2 separate regions of the Homo sapiens genome follow, and region 1 is linked to region 2. Evidence: read pairs that join two places in POLR2A ChIA-PET (ENCODE). Cell type or tissue: Panc1. All regions are shown on one strand. Links, peaks and the distances in the headings refer to the core of each region. The heading gives the core; the rest is flanking DNA. Region 1 overlaps ANKRD6 (ankyrin repeat domain 6). Region 2 holds the start of LOC124901360 (a long non-coding RNA gene).

Region 1 (9,020 bases), core at 295-8,294, 150 kb after region 2:
GAAACCCCACCTCTACTAAAAATACAAAAAAACTAGCGGGGCATGGTGGTGGGCACCTGTAATCTCAGCTACTTGGGAGGCTAAGGCAGGAGAATTTCTTGAACCTGGGAGGCATAGGTTGCAGTGAGTTGAGATCATGCCACTGCACTCTAGCCTGGGCGACAGAGTGAAACTCCGTCTCAAAAAAAAAAAAAAAAAAGGCTGGGTGCAGTGCCTCACGCCTGTAATCCCAACACTTCGGGAGGCCGAGGCAGGCAGATCATGAGGTCAAGAGATCAAGACCCTCCTGGCCAAAATGGTGAAACCCTGTCTCTACTAAAAATACAAAAATTAGCCGGGAGTGGTGGCGCATGCCTGTAGTCCTAGCTACATGGGAGGCTGAGGCAGGAGAATCGCTTGAACCCGGGAGGTGGAGGTTGCAGTGAGCCAGGATGGTGCCACTGCCCTCCAGTCTGGCGACAGAGCGAGACTTCATCTCAAAAAACAAACAAAAAAGGAATTCTCTTATCAATTAAACCCAATTGTTAGGAATAACTGATTCCTAACAATATACATTTCAAATCACCTCTCCATATCATTTATGATTATTATTATTTTACAGGGCCATCCTAATACTTCCATCCTTGTGTGATGGGACTGTTGGCCCCCAGTGCAGGAATTACCCTCTGCCCCCATTACATTTTATCTTTTTAAAATTAGCCTATTCCAATCTGAGATTGTTTTGGATCCTGATTTGTGTCAGCCAAGGAATTTATTCCCTTGCCGTTTCTTGTCAACTATTGTCTGATTAAGATATGATGTGTCACTCATGTAAGTAGACTAGTAGATAAAATATATTTGCAACAAGGAAAGAAAACTCTGAAAGCTTCTTAAATTATAAATTGTTTTTAAATGTAAAGTTTTATTTTCTTTGATCGATGGTACTTTTTCAATTTTTTTCTCGAATGTGTTCCATTTTTTTCTTGAATGTCTTCATAACTTTGTCTTCATTGAATCATAAGCCTGAGAAGGACTTTGAACTTTTCTGACCCAAATTTACACCATTCCAGGCTGTTGAAGCTCTCAGGGAACACCATCTATGATAAGAGGACCCTTGGGGCACTTAGAAAAGTTGGTGGAGTCTTCCACTTTTTAAAATCTAAACGAGGAGCCAGGTGGCCAGAATTCCACCTTGCAGTTCTTGCAGTTCTGCCAGAAATAAGATTGGAGGTATTGAGAATTCATTTCATCTCTTCAGCCAAATGAAACTCTCAAAGACTCTTCCCATTCTGAATATCATGTTTGTAAAATATGCGCCACTCTTATTTTAGTAATGTTACAACTTTCTTGCCTCCTACTACCTCTCTCTTAATGCGACAGATAATATAGGCAGACTGACTCAAAAAAGGCTTGACTCAAAAAAGACTGCATGACCCTGATCCAATGTATTTCTCATGGTCTCTTGAAGAAAAGAAGCTTTATGAAATGATTACACTAATTTAACCTAAATTCTTCCCATTACACCATTTCTCCTTGTCTGGGTCACAGCATGCAGCTGCCCTCCTTGTTACAGTCCCCAGTAGAGATGGTTAAATTGTTTTATTGTTTGAGCCAATGAGTCTCAATTCCTTTATACAACCTTTCCCTACTCCCTTCCTTCAGATTTTCTGCCCTTTTATTCCTTTGGCTTCTGCCCCAGGTCTCCTTTTGACTCTGGTCATAAGAATATCATTGAGACCAGGCACGGTGGCTCACGCCTCTAATTCCAGCATTTTGGGAGGCCAAGGCAGGTGGATCACCTGAGGTCAGGAGTTCGAGACCAGCATGGCCAACATGGTGAAACCCTGTCTCTACTAAAAATATAAAATTAGCTGGGTGTGGTGGTGCACGCCTGTAGTCCCAGCTGAGGCAGGAGAATCGCTTGAACCCAGGAGGCAGAGGCTGCAGTGAGCTGAGATTGCGCCACTGCACTCCAGCCTGGGTGAGACAGAGCGAGACTCTGTCTCAAAAAAAAAAAAAAAAAAAAAAAAGGTGTTCCAGGAATGGCTAAGCACCACACCTTTCCTTCTCACTTTTCAGGTGCATTCTGTTGGGACGGGTCTTGTCCAGGTCTGCTCTGTTAGACCTGTCATTCCTGGGACAGGTACTGTTGGTCTGAAAGGCCTGCCCTTTAGTAAGTAGGGTCCAAGATACTGAAGCAGGAGCGAGGAGCTGGGACCCAACCTGCGTCCTGGCTGGAGTGATGAGGGACCAGGGTCATGGCCCTGGGCTCCCAGGCCCCGTGCAGTCAGTGACAGGGGCAGTTGACTGGCTTGTTTCTGTAGGTTGTAGTTCTCAAATGGCTCTGGTTCGCCTCCTTCCGAGGGTCCTGGCCCCTCCTAGGAAGGGTTTTCTGACATAACGCCTTGGTCTACCTGGAGAATCCAGGAAGGAGGCTGAGCACCAGTCTGACACCTGCTGGGAACAAAAACACCTCCACTTCCTTTCAGGGTTTCTTTTAAGTGGATTACCTTTGGCTGGGCTCCCTTGTCATCCTCACTGGCGGGAGATCATTATCTTAACGGGAATTCTTCTCCTGGAAGATTCCCACTCCCAACTGGGAATTGGCCTCTTCAGAGTGAATAGCAGAGACTGTTTCATTCTAGGCATCATTGTGATCACTTGTTCATGTAATTTATTGCCTGCTGGAATGGGAGTCACTCTGATGTTCCCATGCAGCAGTTATGCTGGAGTTAGATCCACAGGGCTCAGCCTGAACAAATCATCATCCCAGTCAGTGCCCCAGTGGTGTGGACAGTGGGGACACATTTTTGTGGTTGTTGCTTCGCAACATCTCAAGACCCTTTGATTTGGTTCCCTGGAAGCAAGGCCCTGAGTCTGTGCCTCTTCCTGATTGGATCAGAGGGAGATGCAGGAAGTCAGGGTGAATACTGCCTCTTCTCCTCACCCCTGCCGGCCTCAGATGGCCCAGCCTGATACCAGGGCCCCTTGAGGAAGCAGCACCTTTAAAGGGTCAAAGGCAGTGGTGATAACCTCCAGCCACACGTGGAGATGCACTGAAAATGATTGGATAAAAATGATAATAGTTGTATTGGGTTGTGGAATTATAGAGGATATTCTTTTCCATATTTTTAGTAATGTCATTACATTGCTTATATACTCTGAAGATCTGGGAAGCTGTAGGTTGTGGCAAGGCAGTATTTTAGGTGTTTTATATTGATAGGCTGATGAGAGCATCAACAAGAATGTAAAAGAGATATGGCCCTTGCTGGAGCAGGCCTGAAGTGCGGGTTTAGCCTAAGTGCCTGTAGCTGTCCAGGGAGGGTTTATCCTGGCCCCTCCTCATCCCATCCTGTGGTTCTCAACAAGGTCACACATTAGAGTCACCTGGGGAGGTTGTATAAAAACTGCCTGGGCCTCACCACAGCGAGTTGATGAGAGACTCTGGAGGGAGAGGCTTACACACCAATACAGAGAAATGACAACAGACCAACCTCCCCAGGAGAGCCAGATGCAGAGAAAATAGAAAACATCTCTCCTTGTCCTTGAGATTCTAAAAAAATCAGGTTATTTTTAAACAAACCCCAGAGGTTAGTGGCTGGGCTAAGGTAAAACACCCAAGAACTTGGGAGCTGAGCTTCCTAAGGGTGAGACATGAAGCCCCTGCTCTGCCAGAGAAGAACTTTGCTCCTACCCTTACCCCCAACACAACCAGGGCAGCACACAGAGTGGTAGGGAAAGCATGCGGCTGAGCTCAGATGGCTGACGGGGTGAATCCAGACTCCAGTTAGCTGCTGTATAACTTAGAACAAGTGACAGTCTCCCAAGCCTCAGTTTCCTTATCTATAAAATGGGTTCGATAATAGTGTCCACCTCATAGGATAATTGGGAGGATAGAATTAGCTAACGTGTAAAATTCTTAAGATAGTGCCTTCTACGCAATAAATGGACCCAAGCGTTCAATAAATTCTGGCCGCTGCTGTCTCTTGCTCTGCCCAATTATTGGTCTCGCTGGGCTCACCAGGGCCTAGGTTGAGTTAAGCTGAACTGATCTTTGACGATAACTGGGGTAGGACTCAGGGCAAATTGATGCTTTAAAACTTCGTCCTTTTTTTCTTTTCTTTCTTTTTTTAAGGAGAAGGTCTTATTCTGTTGCCCAGACTGAAGTGCAATGGTGCGATCACAGCTCACTGCAGCCTTGATTTCCTGGGCTCCATCCATCCAGCCTCCTCAGCCTCCTGAGTAGCTGGGACTACAGGCGCACAAAACAACACTCAGCTAATTTTTGTATTTTTTGGTAGAGATGACATTTTGCCATGTTGCCCAGGCTATAGAACTCCTGGGCTCAAGTGATCCACCCGCCTTGGCCTCTCAAAGTGCTGGGATTACAGGCGTGAACCACCTTGCCTGGCCCAAACTTCTTATTCGTTAATACATGGTCTTTTCTCCTGTTCCCATTTCTTCCTGTGGCCAGTCCTAGGGGCATGGAAATGGAAATGAGAGCAGTTGCATCCTTAAGTCTAAGTCATTCAAAGGTGCCTCTAAGGATCAATTTTTATTTGCTCCTTCACCCTTAAGAGGGGTTCCAGCTTTTCCCATTAGTCGGACATGCCTGGGGGCATTCCTATGTGCTGGATAGGGGCAGCCTCTTCTCCAAAGGGCTCTATTTTTGTTGCTATTTACTACAGAATGTTCTGGAAAACCAAGTACATGTCTGCTGCTTTCTTGCTTTTCTCCTTTGGTAGGTGGTGTGTGTTTAAGAGGGTGGGCCTTGTGCTAGGAAAGCCCCAGGACGGAGGAGACAGCTTCAGCTTCTATAGGAAACCGATTACTGCCTTTGCTATTGCTGTACTTTAATCAGAGGCCAGAAAAGGAGCCAAGAATGTGCAGGGAACACAGCCCCTCCTCAGAAAAGCTCCTGTACCATTGTAGCTCAGCTCCTGAAGCTCTCAGGATGTCACACCTCCTTGCTGACAGGGAGCCTGAGTGCTGTGCGAGGCCAGGAGCATTGCTGGAGAATCAGGGAAGTCATAGTTTGGAGAATGGTGTTCTTGGTGAAGAATGCCCTTCCAAGAAGAGACACAGAGACTGGGAACCACAGTTTACGTTTCAAAAATGGAAGTGGACAAGAGGGCCAGGACTGGCTGGTGGGTACCTGGACCCTCCAGCCATAGCCCTTCTGGTTGGAAGAGATCCAACTCTTCACCCAAATCTGTTTGACATTGGAAATATCTCACTGGTCTTTGCGAAGGCAAAGGTGTAGGGTGTCGAAGAGCAGAGGGAGTGGTTGGGGTGTCCTCTGGGGTGGGGGCTAAGGACAGCTGGAGGGAAGGGAGACCCATGCTAGATGATGGACGTTACCTCGTGTCCTTATTTCAAGCCTGTGGAGTGGGCAGTGGAGGTTATTCCTATTTTACAGATGAGAAAATGCTTAGTTTGGGGGATTAAGCACCAAATGACACAGGTGTTATTAGTCAGAGCTGGGATTCAAACTAAGCTCTGATACCTCTGGCCTTTCATTTCTCCACTGGCGGTTCTTCACTGACTTTGGATTAGAAAGGTGCCTCCAATCCAGGCCCATCCTGTTGGTAATTTAGTTTCTAAAGTGCCCTCCCAGAAGTGATCTTCTTTGAACCTGTCCTAGTCCATTTGGCCTCTCTAACAAGGTAACATAGAGTAAGTAGTTTAAACAACAGACATTTGCTCCTCATGGTTCTGGGAGCTGGGAATTCCATGGTCAGAGTATCAGGAGGTACTCATGCATCTGGGACCCCAAGCACAGCAGGAGGATCTCTTGAGACACACACACAAAAAAACGTTGCCAGGCACATGGCTCACACCTGTAATCCCAGCACTTTGGGAGGCTGAGGTGGGAGGATCACTTGAGACCAGCCTGGCCAACATGGTGAAACCCGTCTCTACTAAAAATACAAAAATTAGCTGGGCATGGTGGCACGCACCTGTAGTCCCAGCCACTTGGGAGGCTGAGGCCAGAGGATTGCTTGAACCTAGAAGGCAGAGGTTGCAGTGAGCCAAGATCGCGCCACTGCACTCCAGCCTGGGTGACAAAGTGAGACTCCATCTCAATTTTTTAAAAAGTACTCCTGGGTCTGTTGGCCTCTTTCCAGCCTCCCCAGGCAGCTTCTCTCCTTGCTGGTCTGTATTTTCCAGCTGCCCAGAAGCACTTGTGTCCCACCATGCTGTCACCTCCCTCATAGCACACACTTCTCTGTCCTCATGTGATGAACTCCCCTGTGTTTCAGAATGTCTTAGGAAACTTTGTGAAGGGCACATACTCAATGTCAAGAAGTCCTTGACAAGGATATGTGGTGACAGATGAAGCTGGGGACCAGGCCCAGCCAGTGGAACCTGGTCATGCCACTCTATCTGATCAGCTATGATTTCATTGGAAGAATCGAGGTTAGGGAGCACATGGCTGAGCACAGTCACTGTCAGAGAAAGGTCACTCTTCATCTCAGATGCTGCCTTTTTCTGAAGGCTTTTTATAGCCCACTTTTTTGGGGAGTGATTAAAGTAAGCTCTGACCTCTTTCCAGAATCATTCTAGTGCTTTGGTCACATTTCATGGGGAGAAATTAAGATCCTTTATTGTCTGTTATCTCTGTTTTCCTCCATGGCTCATTACCCATGGCAAACTGGTGCTTTCTTGAAATCATTAATGTGTATCCTGCTAGAGTATCAATAAAGGCCTTTGGGAAGACCTTAGGGGTATGCTTCAGCATGGGTGGGGCCATGGTTCATTGATGTTTGAATGTTTCTTCACAGTGAAACTTGTAGGGGAAAGCAAAGGAAACATGTTTGCTTGAGAATTTGGAGTTTGGCAGGGCAGTTCTCTAGATAGAAGTTGATTCACATCAAAAAGTGTTATTTCTTCTGGATGTCACCCTTGATGTGGCACCTTGGGAGCCGACATGCTTAGAGCATTTGAAGCGAATGGTCTTCTCTATGACCCAGCAACAGGGCTAAGAAGGCTACTCAGGTGCACAAGGAGAGGAACACGCTGTGTTCTGCAACCTCCTGGCATTAGCCTGGGTGCCCATCAGGAGGAGGATGAGTAAATAATAAGTGAACCAGAACTACATGAATAACATGAAAAACAAATCTCAAAAATACAAGGTTAGACAAAAAATGCCAAATTATATTGTATAGTTGAAAACTATTAGGCCAGGCACAGTGGCTAACGCCTGCAATCTCAGCACTTTGGGAGGCCGAGGCAGGCGGATCACTTGAGCCCAGGAGTTCAAGACCAGCCTAAGCAACATGGTGAAACCCCATCTCTACAAAAAAATAGAAAAAATTGGCTGGGCATGGTGACACATGCCTGTGGTCCCAGCTACTCAGGACACTGAGGTGGGAGGATCGCTTGAGCCAAAAGGTTGAAGCTGCAGTGAGCCATGATCATGCCATTGCACTCCAGCCTGGGCAGCAGAGTGAGACCCTGTCTCAAAGAAAAAAAAAAACAAAGGTTTGAAACAAGCAACACAATGTTTATATATATTGTCTTTGACTATAAACATGTAGTAAAAAATATAATGAAAAGCAAAGGAGTGATGAATACCAAATTTGAGAGAGTGGTTACCTCTGGGGATGGAAGAGAAATGAGACCTGGGAGTTGTTCACGAGGAATGTCAATGATTTATTTTTTTTCTTGAAATGGTTGGTGGTTATGTGAAGTTTAGAATATTACTTATGTTTTTTAGTGGTTGAAATACTTCATAATTTCAGTTTAGTGTTTTTGTTTGTTTGTTTTTTAAGGCAGGGTCTTGCTCTGTTGCCCAGGCTGAAGTGCAGTGGTACAATCACAGTTCACTGCAGCCTTGACCTCCTGGGCTCAAGTGATCCTCACACCTTAGCCTCCTAGGTAGCTGGGACTACAGGCACATGCCACTGTGCCCAGCTAATTTTTAAAAAAGAAAATGTTTTTATAGAGATAGGGTCTCGCTGTGTTGCCCAGGCTGATCGCAAACCCCTGGCATCAAGTGATCCTCCCACTTCAGCCTCCCAAAATGCTGAGATTACAAGTGTGAGCTACTACACCCAGCGTAGAATTTTTTTTTAAAAAGAGGAAGAACCGGCCAGTCATGGTGGCTCATGCCTGTAATCCTAGCACTTCGGGAGGCCAAGGCGGGTGGATCATTTGAGGTCAGGAGTTCAAGACCAGCCTGGCCAACATGGTGAAACCCTGTCTACTTGAAATACAGAAATTAGCTAGGTGGTAGTGGTGTGCACCTGTAATTCCAGCTACTCGGGAGGCTGAGGCAGGAGAATCGCTTGAGCCTGGGTTAGCCTGGCATTAGCCTGGGTGCCCATCAAGAGGATGATGAGTAAATAATAAGTGAACCAGGATGCAGAGGTTGTGGGGAGCCGAGATGGCGTCGCTGCACTGCAGTCTGGGTGAGAGAGTCAGACCCTGTCTCAAAGAAAAAAAAAAAAGGAAGAACCTTTCCTAATCAGTTCAATCAACAGTTTTAATTTTCACCTGTTACTAACTGGACTCCTCTGGGGCTGATGACCATGACATCTTGCTGTTCTCCCACCTCTTGCCCAGGTTCATCATGGCCACTTCATTATTCCTCAGTATTAGCACCAGTGAGAAATTAAGAGAAGGCACAAAACCCCTCGTTTTGCTACTTGATAGTCTGATGAGTGGAGAGTAGAAATAATGCACTAAAGGAAATCTTCACATTTTGAACATATCGTGTTCATTGATTGCAATGACAATAGCCAAGGTTAACTGAGACAAACTTGAATTTTGGTTAACCCATAAGAATCTCCTGCCAATCCAAAGGGGCAGGAGGGAGTGATCATCCGAAAGCCCCTGTGCAAACCTTGCTCTAGGCCCTCTGTCTCCCAAGGGAGTAGCATTGAGGACTTGTTCCGAAATCATTGTTCATTTTGCATTCACAGCATGGCCGGACTCCCCTGCATCTTGCTGCCAATAAGGGCCATCTTCCTGTGGTCCAGATCTTGCTGAAGGCTGGCTGCGACCTTGATGTCCAGGATGATGTGAGTAGAAGCCAT
Region 2 (9,020 bases), core at 520-8,519:
TGAGTAGCCATTTTTTGTACAATAAGGTGCTAGTGTTTTAACTGGTCAATTAAGTGTAACTGCCTTTATGTAATTTATTTCTAACTTTTTTTTTTAGACAAAATCTCGCTCTGTTGCCTAGGCTGGAGTGCAATGGTGCGATCTTGGCTCACCACAACCTCCACCACCCAGGTTCAAGTGATTCTCCTGCCTCAGCCTCCTGAGTAGCTAGGATTACAGGCAGCCACCACTGTGCCTGGCTAATTTTTGTATTTTTAGTAGAGTCAGTGTTTTGCCACATTGGCCAGTCTGATTTCGAACTCCTGACCTCAGGTGATCCGCCGGCCTCGGCCTCCTAAAGTGCTGGGATTACAGGTGTGAGCCACTGCACCTGGCCTATTTCTTACTTTCTAAACATATATGTGTATATGTATATATATGTATGTGTTTGTATATATGTATATACACTGTATAAATAAAATGTTATGTCTTCATAGTGGAGGGTGTGGAGAAGACTTCTATACAGGAAACAAATGTATCATAATTGCCATGTGAGCAGATAAAAATGCTATTAAGCCATCTAGGCTCAGACATTTATTAGGGAATGAAGCATATTTAATTTACTCAGAATCATCCAACCATGTAGAGAATTGTACATTTGAGAAAGACGGAGCAGAGAAAGATTAGCAAAGAACAAGAATATGCATGTCTTAATGGCTTCGTTAATGTTATCATAAGAGTTTAAAACTACTTTAGGCTGCTGGCAATAGGCTAGGTATGAAACTTATTCCCCCTTCAAAAAAAAAAGTTTTTGCCATGGAATGTGTTACATAATCACAAAGTATATGTGTCAATTTTACTTATTTGCTCTTAAGGGAAAGTAAAATTGTAAAATTTGTATCTGTTTTTCTTATTTGTTTGAAGTAAATTTGTGCCCAAGAGGGTGCACAGCATCAAATGGTAGACATTAAAGGATTACAAGATCATGTGAAAGATCCCAAGACCCAGTTAGAGTCATGGAGAAACTTCAGTAATGTGCACTAATTCTAGTAATGCTTCAGCGTCATTTATCTGTTACTAGTTGACATTGGGCTGTTCTACCTAAGGAAAAGGCCCAAATAATTAAAATTTACCATCTTTTAAATCCTAATTTTCTTTTTTTTCTTTTTCCGAGACAGGGTCTCATTCTGTCACCCAGGCTGGAGTGCAGTAGTGCCATCTTGGCTTACTGCAAACCCCGCCTCCTGGGTTCAAGCAATTCTTGTGCCTCAGCCTCCCGAGTAGCTGGGATTACAGGTGCACCACCATACTCGGTTAATTTTTGTATTTTTAGTAGAGACGGGGTTTTACCATGTTAGCCAGGCTGCTCTTGAACTCCTGACCTCAAGTGATCTGCCCACCTTGGCCTCCCAAAGTGCTGGGATTACAGGCCTAAGCCACCATGCCTGGCCTTAAATCCTAATTTTAAAATAAAGTTTCCTGTTTCATGGTGCTCATATTGGTGTAGTGAAGGAAAAAATAATTTTTCCTCTACTCTTGTGAGTTCTCAGCTGGGAGCCCTGTAACAAAACATAGGTTAACAAGAGAAAAACAAATGGAAGTTTATTAACATGCATATTTCATATATACATGGGAGAAAATTCAGGGAAAGAGTAATTCTCAAAAAGATTTCTTAGAACTCTGGCTTATATAGCATCTTCAACAAAGAACAGTACACTTTTAGAGAAGTGACAAGACAAAGGAAAAAGACCTTCAGTCTTTAGCGATGGCGAATTGTAGGAAGGCAAATACATGGGGAACTAATGGCAGATAAAGGCTAGTTAGTGCAGTTTGTTATGTAGATGCCTCTGGTGCCTTCTCTAGGCTGTTAAGGACCTAAAGCTGTCTTCTGTGACTAACCTTTATCCTTCCTGGTGGAGAGAGGAGAAGGGACACCTTTGTTAATTTATGTCCTGCTTTTAGCAAATAGGGGAAGGCAAGGAGCTTTTCTTGTATCCACTTCTCAGTTGCCTTCGGCTCAAAATAATCCTTATGCCAAAGTGGCATATTTTGGGGTAGCATATCCTGATACTTTTCATTGGAATTAAAGATGCACTAGCTGGGTGTGGCAGTGAGCACCTGTAGTCCCAGCTACTTGGGAGAGGCTAAGGTGGGAGGATCGATCGCTTGAGCCCAGGAGTTTGAGGTTGCAGTGCAATATGATCATGCCTATGAATAGCCACTGCACTCCAGCCTAGGCAACATAGCAAGATCCCATCTCGAAAAAAAAAAAAAAGTTGTACTAGACTAAAGGTTGGCAAATTATAGCCATGGCCCAAATCCAGCTTGATGCCTGTTTCATTCCTTTGCATGGTGTCTATAGCTGCTTTCAACTGCTATGGCAGAGTTGAGTAGTTTCCACAGAGATTACCTGGCCCACAAAACCTGATATATTTTACTATCTGTTTTTTTACAGAAAAACATGTTGATGATGCCTTCACTAGATACAAAATTAGTATAACTCAGTTTGATAATAACTCTGTTCCTAGTTAGAACCTACTTAATCTCTGTGGCCCACTGTTACTTCACTATAGTGGGGATAAATGACCTTGAACAAGTTACCGAATGTATCTTCTTTTTTTTTGAGACAGAGTCTCGCTCTGTCTCCCAGGCTGGAGTGCAGTGGTGTGATCTCAGTTGGCTGCAACCTCTGCCTCCCGGGTTCAGGTGATTCTCCTGCCTCAGCCTCCTGAGTAGCTGGGATTACAGGCACCCGCCACCATGCCTGGCTAACTTTTTTATATTTTTAGTACAGACAGGGTTTGGCCATGTTGGCCAGGCTCATCTGGAGCTCCTGACCTCAAGTGATCTGCCTGCCTCGGCCTCCCAAAGTGCTGGGATTACAGGCATGAGCCACTGCACCTGGCCGAATTTATCTTCCAGTTAGCTGTCTATCTTCCAGTTAGCTTCCTTAGACCAATACTTCTCAAACTTATGCATATGTCAACAAAAAAAGCCAAACTCCTGTAAAGCATTTAAAGAGGTTTATTCTGAGCCAACTGTGAGTGACCATAGCCTTGGTTTTCTTTTCTTTCCTTTTTTTTTTTTTTTTTTTTTTTTTTTGAGAGACAGAGTTTTGCTCTTATTGCCCAGGCTGGAGTGCAATGGCATGATCTTGGCTCACTGCAACCTCCGCCTCCTGGGTTTTAGCAGTTCTCCTGCCTCAGCCTACCAAGTAGCTGGGATTATAGGCATGCGCCACCACACCCAGCTAACTTTGTATTTTTAGTAGAGATGGGGTTTCACCATGTTGGTCAGGCTGGTCTTGAACTCCTGGCCTCAGGTGATCTGCCTGCCTTGGCTTCTCAAAGTGTTGGGATTACAGGCGTGAGCCACTGTGCCCAGCCAGCCATGGTTTTCAAGAGGTCCTCGGAACATGTGTCTAGGTGGTTGGGTTACAGCTTGGTTTTATTTTTATTTTTTTATTTTTTTGAGACAGGGTCTCACTCTGTCGCCCAGGCTGGAGCAGTGGCATGATCTCAGCTCATGCAGCCTCTGCCTCCCAGGTTCAAGCACTTCTCGTGCCTCAGTCTCCTAAGTAGCTGGGATTACACGCATGCGCTCCCACACCCAGTTAATTTTTGTATTTTTAGTAGAGACGGGGTTTCGCCATGTTCCCTAGGCTGGTCTCGAACTCCTGGGCTCAAGCAATCCACCTGCCTTGGCTCCCCAGAGTGCTGGGATTACAGGCCTGAGCCACTGCGCCTGGCCCATCAGCTTGGTTTTATACATTTGAGGGAGGCATAGACACCAATCAGGCTGGGTGAGGTGGCTCACGCCTATAGTCCCAGCACTTTGGGAGGCTAAGGTGGTCAGATTGCTTGAGCCTGGGAGTTCAAGACCAGCCTGTGCAACATAGTGAAAGCCCATCTATTAAAAAAAAAAAAAATTAGCCAGGCATGGTGGTGCATGTTTGTAGTCCCAGCTATTCAGGAGTCTGAGGTAAGAGGATCGCTTGAGCCTGGGAGGTCGAGACTCCAGTGAGCCAAGACTGGCACCACTGCACTCCAACAGAGTGTCAGACCCTGGGCAACAGAGCAAAACCCTGTCTCAAAAAAAAAAAAAAAAAAAAAGACAGCAATCATTATCTGTGAGGTGTGTATTGGTTTGGTTCAAAGATTTTCTCATTGGCAATTGGTTGCAAAAGTTATTATCTAAAGATCTGGAATCAGTAGACAGAAGTCTCTGGGTTACGATAAGGGGTTGTGGAGACCAAGGTTCTTATTATGTAGGTGAAGTCTCATAGGTGGCCACCATTAGAGACCACAGATGGCAGATGTTTTCTGTTTAAACCTTTAAAAGATGCTGGACTCTCAGTTGATCTCATTAGCACATGGAGGGACTAGAGGGGGTAAGATCTAGTTATGTTAATAGAGACTCTTTGCAGAAGCAATTTTCCCCCCACAAAAGATGGCTTTGTAGGGCCATTTCAAAATATGGCAAAGAAACATATTTTGGGATAAAATACTTTGATTTTCTTCTTTATCTGTCATGTGATACTAGAGTCAGATTGGAAATTGGTACCTTATTGCTACAAAGAATCTGTTTTGTCAGTTTGAAGATCTCTGTTTTAATCTTACTGCTGGTCAGTTGTGCCTGAACTCCAAAAGGGAAGGTATAATGAAGCACATCTGCTTCCCCCACCCCTGCCTATTTTTCAGGTTTCTTTGGAATTCTTTGACCCGGGTGGGGGTGAAGAGGATCCATTCAGTTGGTTGGGGGAGCTTAGAATTTTATTTTTGGCTTAAATGTAAGAATAATCTGGGGAATATATTAAAATTTGGGAATTCTCAGCCTTACTCCATAGATTCTAATTCACTAGGTCTGGGGAGGCACACATTTAACAATCACCCCAGATTCTGATGAGGTGACCTGTGGTCCACAAATTATTTTATTTTTTGAGACAGGGTCTCACTCTGTGACCCAGGCTGGAATGCAGAGGTGTGATCATGGTTCTGCAGCCTCAACCTCTCAGGTTCAAGCAATCCTCCCACTTCAGCCTCCCATCTCAGCCACCTGAGTAGCTGGGACTACAGGCGCATGCCACTACACCTGGCTAATTTTTGTATTTTTTGTAGAGATTTTGCCATGTTGCTGAGGCTGGCACCCTTTAAATAATTTGAGCCCTTATGGCAATTTGTCTTTTGGTTCCTAAAAATTGTTTCGTAGCTCTAGATAAAGTTCTTGTCTCAACCAGCATTGAAGCCTTGCCTACCTGATAGGAGAGCTTGGAACCAAGAGGGGAATGCCCAATGGCATTAATCATTAGCTTCTGAGCAGAGCAGTAAGCTTGTCGTATAAATCAAATCACTCACTGTGTGAGCTTATCTACAGAGACCTCTGCAGCTTCGCTTCCGAATAGAAATGATAGAAAAAGTTGGCACTGGGGCTTTAGTGAATGTGAATGGTTTATATCGGAGCTCAGTTTGCCTGTTGATGCTAAGAGAAAACAAATTAAAGTTAAAATGAGCACTGTGGCCCTGCATTAGCCATCTTTTTTAAAAATCAAGGTAAAAGTTAATAAAAGAAAGAGCTTTGATGAGAGGAAGGACCTAAGTCCAGGCACTTTAAGAACAAATACTTGTTTGTTTATAATTTTCTGAATCTCCAGAAGGTACTATCCTGAGTTACAGAATATCTATTGAACGGCTTGCTTACTGAAGCCTTTGTTTTCCTCCATTTGCTGTTCAAAAACTTAGGAGAGAGTGGCAGATCAGTAATGAATAACAGCAAAATCCCCTGGCACCTGTTGGATTTTTATACAAAACAGAAAAAGTTAAAACTTGAAGGAACAATGAAAGAACCTCACATCTCCAGTACTCAATATGATTGAAGTTAGGTTGCTACTGTTTAGAAGCACTGTTTTAAAACTGAGGTTTTGATGCCTTAAAACATTTTTCATCTTTGTTACCTTGCTGAAATAAAATCTAAAAGTTGCATTGGGTATAAGCCAGGATATATTGTACTTTGAAATATAAGTAAACATTTTATCATCCAATGACAGACTTATAACTAATTAGATATTTTCCTGTTGGGATATATCTAGGGAAATTGATTTCAAAAACTGTTTATTAATAGGGACTTTAGAAATTCTATTTAAGGGCTGGGCGCGGTGGCTCACGCCTGTAATCCCAGCACTTTGGGAGGTTGAGGTGGGCGGATCACCTGAGATCAGGAGTTTGAGACCAGCCTGGCCAACACAGTGAAAACCCATCTCTACTAAAAATAAAAAAATTAGGCAGGCATGGTGGCGCACACCTGTAGTCCCAGCTACTTGGGAGGCTGAGGCAGGAGAGTTGCTTGAACCTGGGAGGCGGAGGTTACAGTGAGCCAAGATCACACCATTGCACTCCAACATGAGTGACAAGAGCGAAACTCCATGTCAAAAAAAAAAATCTATGTAAGACTATCAAAGGATTCCTTTACATAATGAGCTCCCCTAGTCCCTAGATATTTGATATATAGGCATAGCTCATTTTATTGCACTTTGCAGATACGTGTTTTTCACGAATTGAAGGCTTGTGGTAATTCTGTGTTGAGCGTCTATCAATACCATTTTTCCAACAACATGTGCTCTCTCTGTGTCTCTATGTCACACTTTGGTAATTCTCACAATATTTCACACTTTTTCTTTATTATTATGAAAAATTGTTTCGGTGATCTGTGATCAGAGATCTTTCTTTTTTTTTTTTTTTTTTTTTTTTGAGATAGAGTCTTGCTCTGTTGCCCAGGCTGGAGTGCAGTGGCATGATCTTAGCTCACTGGAACCTCCACCTCCCAGGTTCAAGTGATCCTCCTGCCTCAGCCCCACTAGTAGCTGGGATTACAGGCACGTGCCACCATGCCCGGCTAATTTTTGTATTTTATTTATTTATTTATTTGACATGGAGTCTCCCTCTGTCGCCAGGCTGGAGTGCAGTCAAGCAATCTCTGCTCACCGCAACCTCCACCTCCTGGGTTCAAGTGGTTCCCCTCCCTCAGCCTCCTGAGTAGCTGGGACTACAGGTGCACACCACCATGCCTGGCTAATTTTTGTATTTTAGTAGAGACTGGGTTTCACCATGTTGGTCAGGATGGTCTCGATCTCCTGACCTTGTGATCTGCCCGCCTCGGCCTCCCAAAGTGCTGGGTTTACAGGCGTAAGCCACTGCGCCTGGCTCAATTTTTGTATTTTTAGTAGAGATGGGATTTTTCCATGTTGGCCAGGCTGGTCTCAAACTCCTGACCTCAGGTGATCCTCCTGCCTTGGCCTCCCAAAGTGCTAGGTACAGCCATGAGCCACTGCGCCCGGCTGATCAGAGATCTTTGATGTTATTATTGTAATCATTTTGGGACACCATGAATTGTGCCCAAATAAGAAGGAGAACTTAATTAATAAGTGTTGTATGTGTTCTGGCTGTTCCACTGACCAGCTGTTACCCATCTCTCTCCCTCTCTTTGGGCCTCCTATTCCCTAAGACACAGCAATATTAAAATTAGGTGAATTGGCTGGGCACAGTGGCTCATGCCTGTAATCCCAGCACTTTGGGAGGCCGAGGCAGGCGAATCACCTGAGGTCAGGAGTTTGAGACCAGCCTGACCAACATGGTGAAACTCTGTCTCTACTAAAAATACAAAATTAACTGGGCATGCTGGTGCATGTCTATAATCCAAGCTACTTGGGAGGCTGAGGCAGGAGAATCCCTTGAATCTGGGAGGTGGAGGTTGCAGTGAGTCAAGATCGTGCCATTGCACTCCAGCCTGGGCAACAAGGGCGAAACTTTGTCTCTAAATAAATAAATAAATAAATTAAATAAAATTAGGTGAATTAATAATCCCACAATGGCCTCTAAGCATTCAAGTGAAAGGAAGAGTCTCACAACTTTCACTTTAAGTCAAGAGTTAGAATTAATATTAGTGAGGCAGGCATGTCAAAAACCAAGATAGAATGAAAGCTAGGACTCTTGTGCCAAAGGGCTAGCCAAGTTGTGAATGCAAAGGAAAAATTCTTGAAAGAAATTAAAAGTGCTACTCTAGGGCTGGGTGCAGTGGCTCACTCTTGTAATCCCAGCACGTTAGGAGGCTGAGGCAGGAGGATGGCTTTAGACCAGGAGTTCAAGACCAGCCTGACCAACTGATATAGTTTGGCCGTGTCCCCACCCAAATCTCATCTTGAACTGTAGCTCCCATAATCCCCATGTGTCGTGGGAGGGACCTGGTGGAAGGTAATTTAATCATGGGGGCAGTTACCCTCGTGCTCTTCTTGTGATAGTGAGTTCTCACGAGATTGGATAGTTTTATAAGGGGCTTTTCCCCCTTTTGATTGGCACTTCTTGCTGCTGCCATGTGAAGAAGGAGGTGTTTGCTTCCTCTTCTGCCATGATTGTGAGTTTCCTGAGGGTTCCCCAGCCCTGCGGAACTGAGTCAATTAAACCTCTTTCCTTTATAAACTACCCAGTCTTGGGTATTTCTTTGTAGCAGCATGATAATTGACTAATACACCAACGTAGTGAAATCCTGTCTCTACAAAAAATTAAAAAATTAGCAGGGCATGGTGATATGCACCTGTAGTTCTAGCTATTCGGGAAGGCTGAGGTGGGAGGATCACTTAAGCCTGGGAGGTTGAGGCTGCAGTGAGCTATGATTGTGCCACTGTATTTCAGCTTAGGTGACAGAGTGAGACCCTGTCTCAAAAAAAAGGGAGGGGGGCCACTCCACTGTACACAGGAGTGACAAGAAAGTGAAACAGCCTTATTGTTATTGCTGATATGGAGAAAGTTTGAGTGGTCTAGATAGATTAAACCAGCCACAACATTCCCTAAAGCCAAGGCCTAACCCAGAACAAGGCTCTGACTCTATCAATTGTGTAAAGGCTGAGAGAGGTGGGAAGCTGCAGAAAAAAAGTCTGAAGCTAGCAGAGATTGGTTCATGAGGTTTAAGAAACCATCTCTGTAACATAAAAGTGCAAGGTAAAGCAGCCAGTGCTGATGTTGAAGCTACAGCAAGTTATCCATAAGCTCTAG

Evidence for each region. Peaks named below come from ENCODE experiments on the same cell type or tissue, not always from the same donor. Only the 100,000 strongest peaks of a DNase experiment are listed, where the experiment ranks them.
Region 1: POLR2A ChIA-PET joins it to region 2 with 15 read pairs; 5 of 35 experiments call an interaction of 5 or more read pairs at or near these places.

The regions. Positions count from the first base shown.
Region 1 is chr6:89,587,010-89,596,029 of GRCh38, forward strand. ANKRD6 (ankyrin repeat domain 6) reads left to right here. Exons shown (of 16, transcript NM_001242809.2): 3 at 8,907-9,005. Among named protein-coding and RNA genes, the nearest start is that of MDN1-AS1, 47 kb to the right of the region's middle. In Panc1, for the core only: no CTCF peak of the experiment used is centred there; no DNase peak of the experiment used is centred there.
Region 2 is chr6:89,438,567-89,447,586 of GRCh38, forward strand. The region is part of intron 1 of ANKRD6 (ankyrin repeat domain 6); the gene reads left to right. It overlaps LOC124901360 (a long non-coding RNA gene), which reads right to left and starts at 2,967. Exons shown (of 2, transcript XR_007059675.1): 1 at 1-2,967. In Panc1, for the core only: no CTCF peak of the experiment used is centred there; no DNase peak of the experiment used is centred there; H3K27me3 peaks cover 268 bases.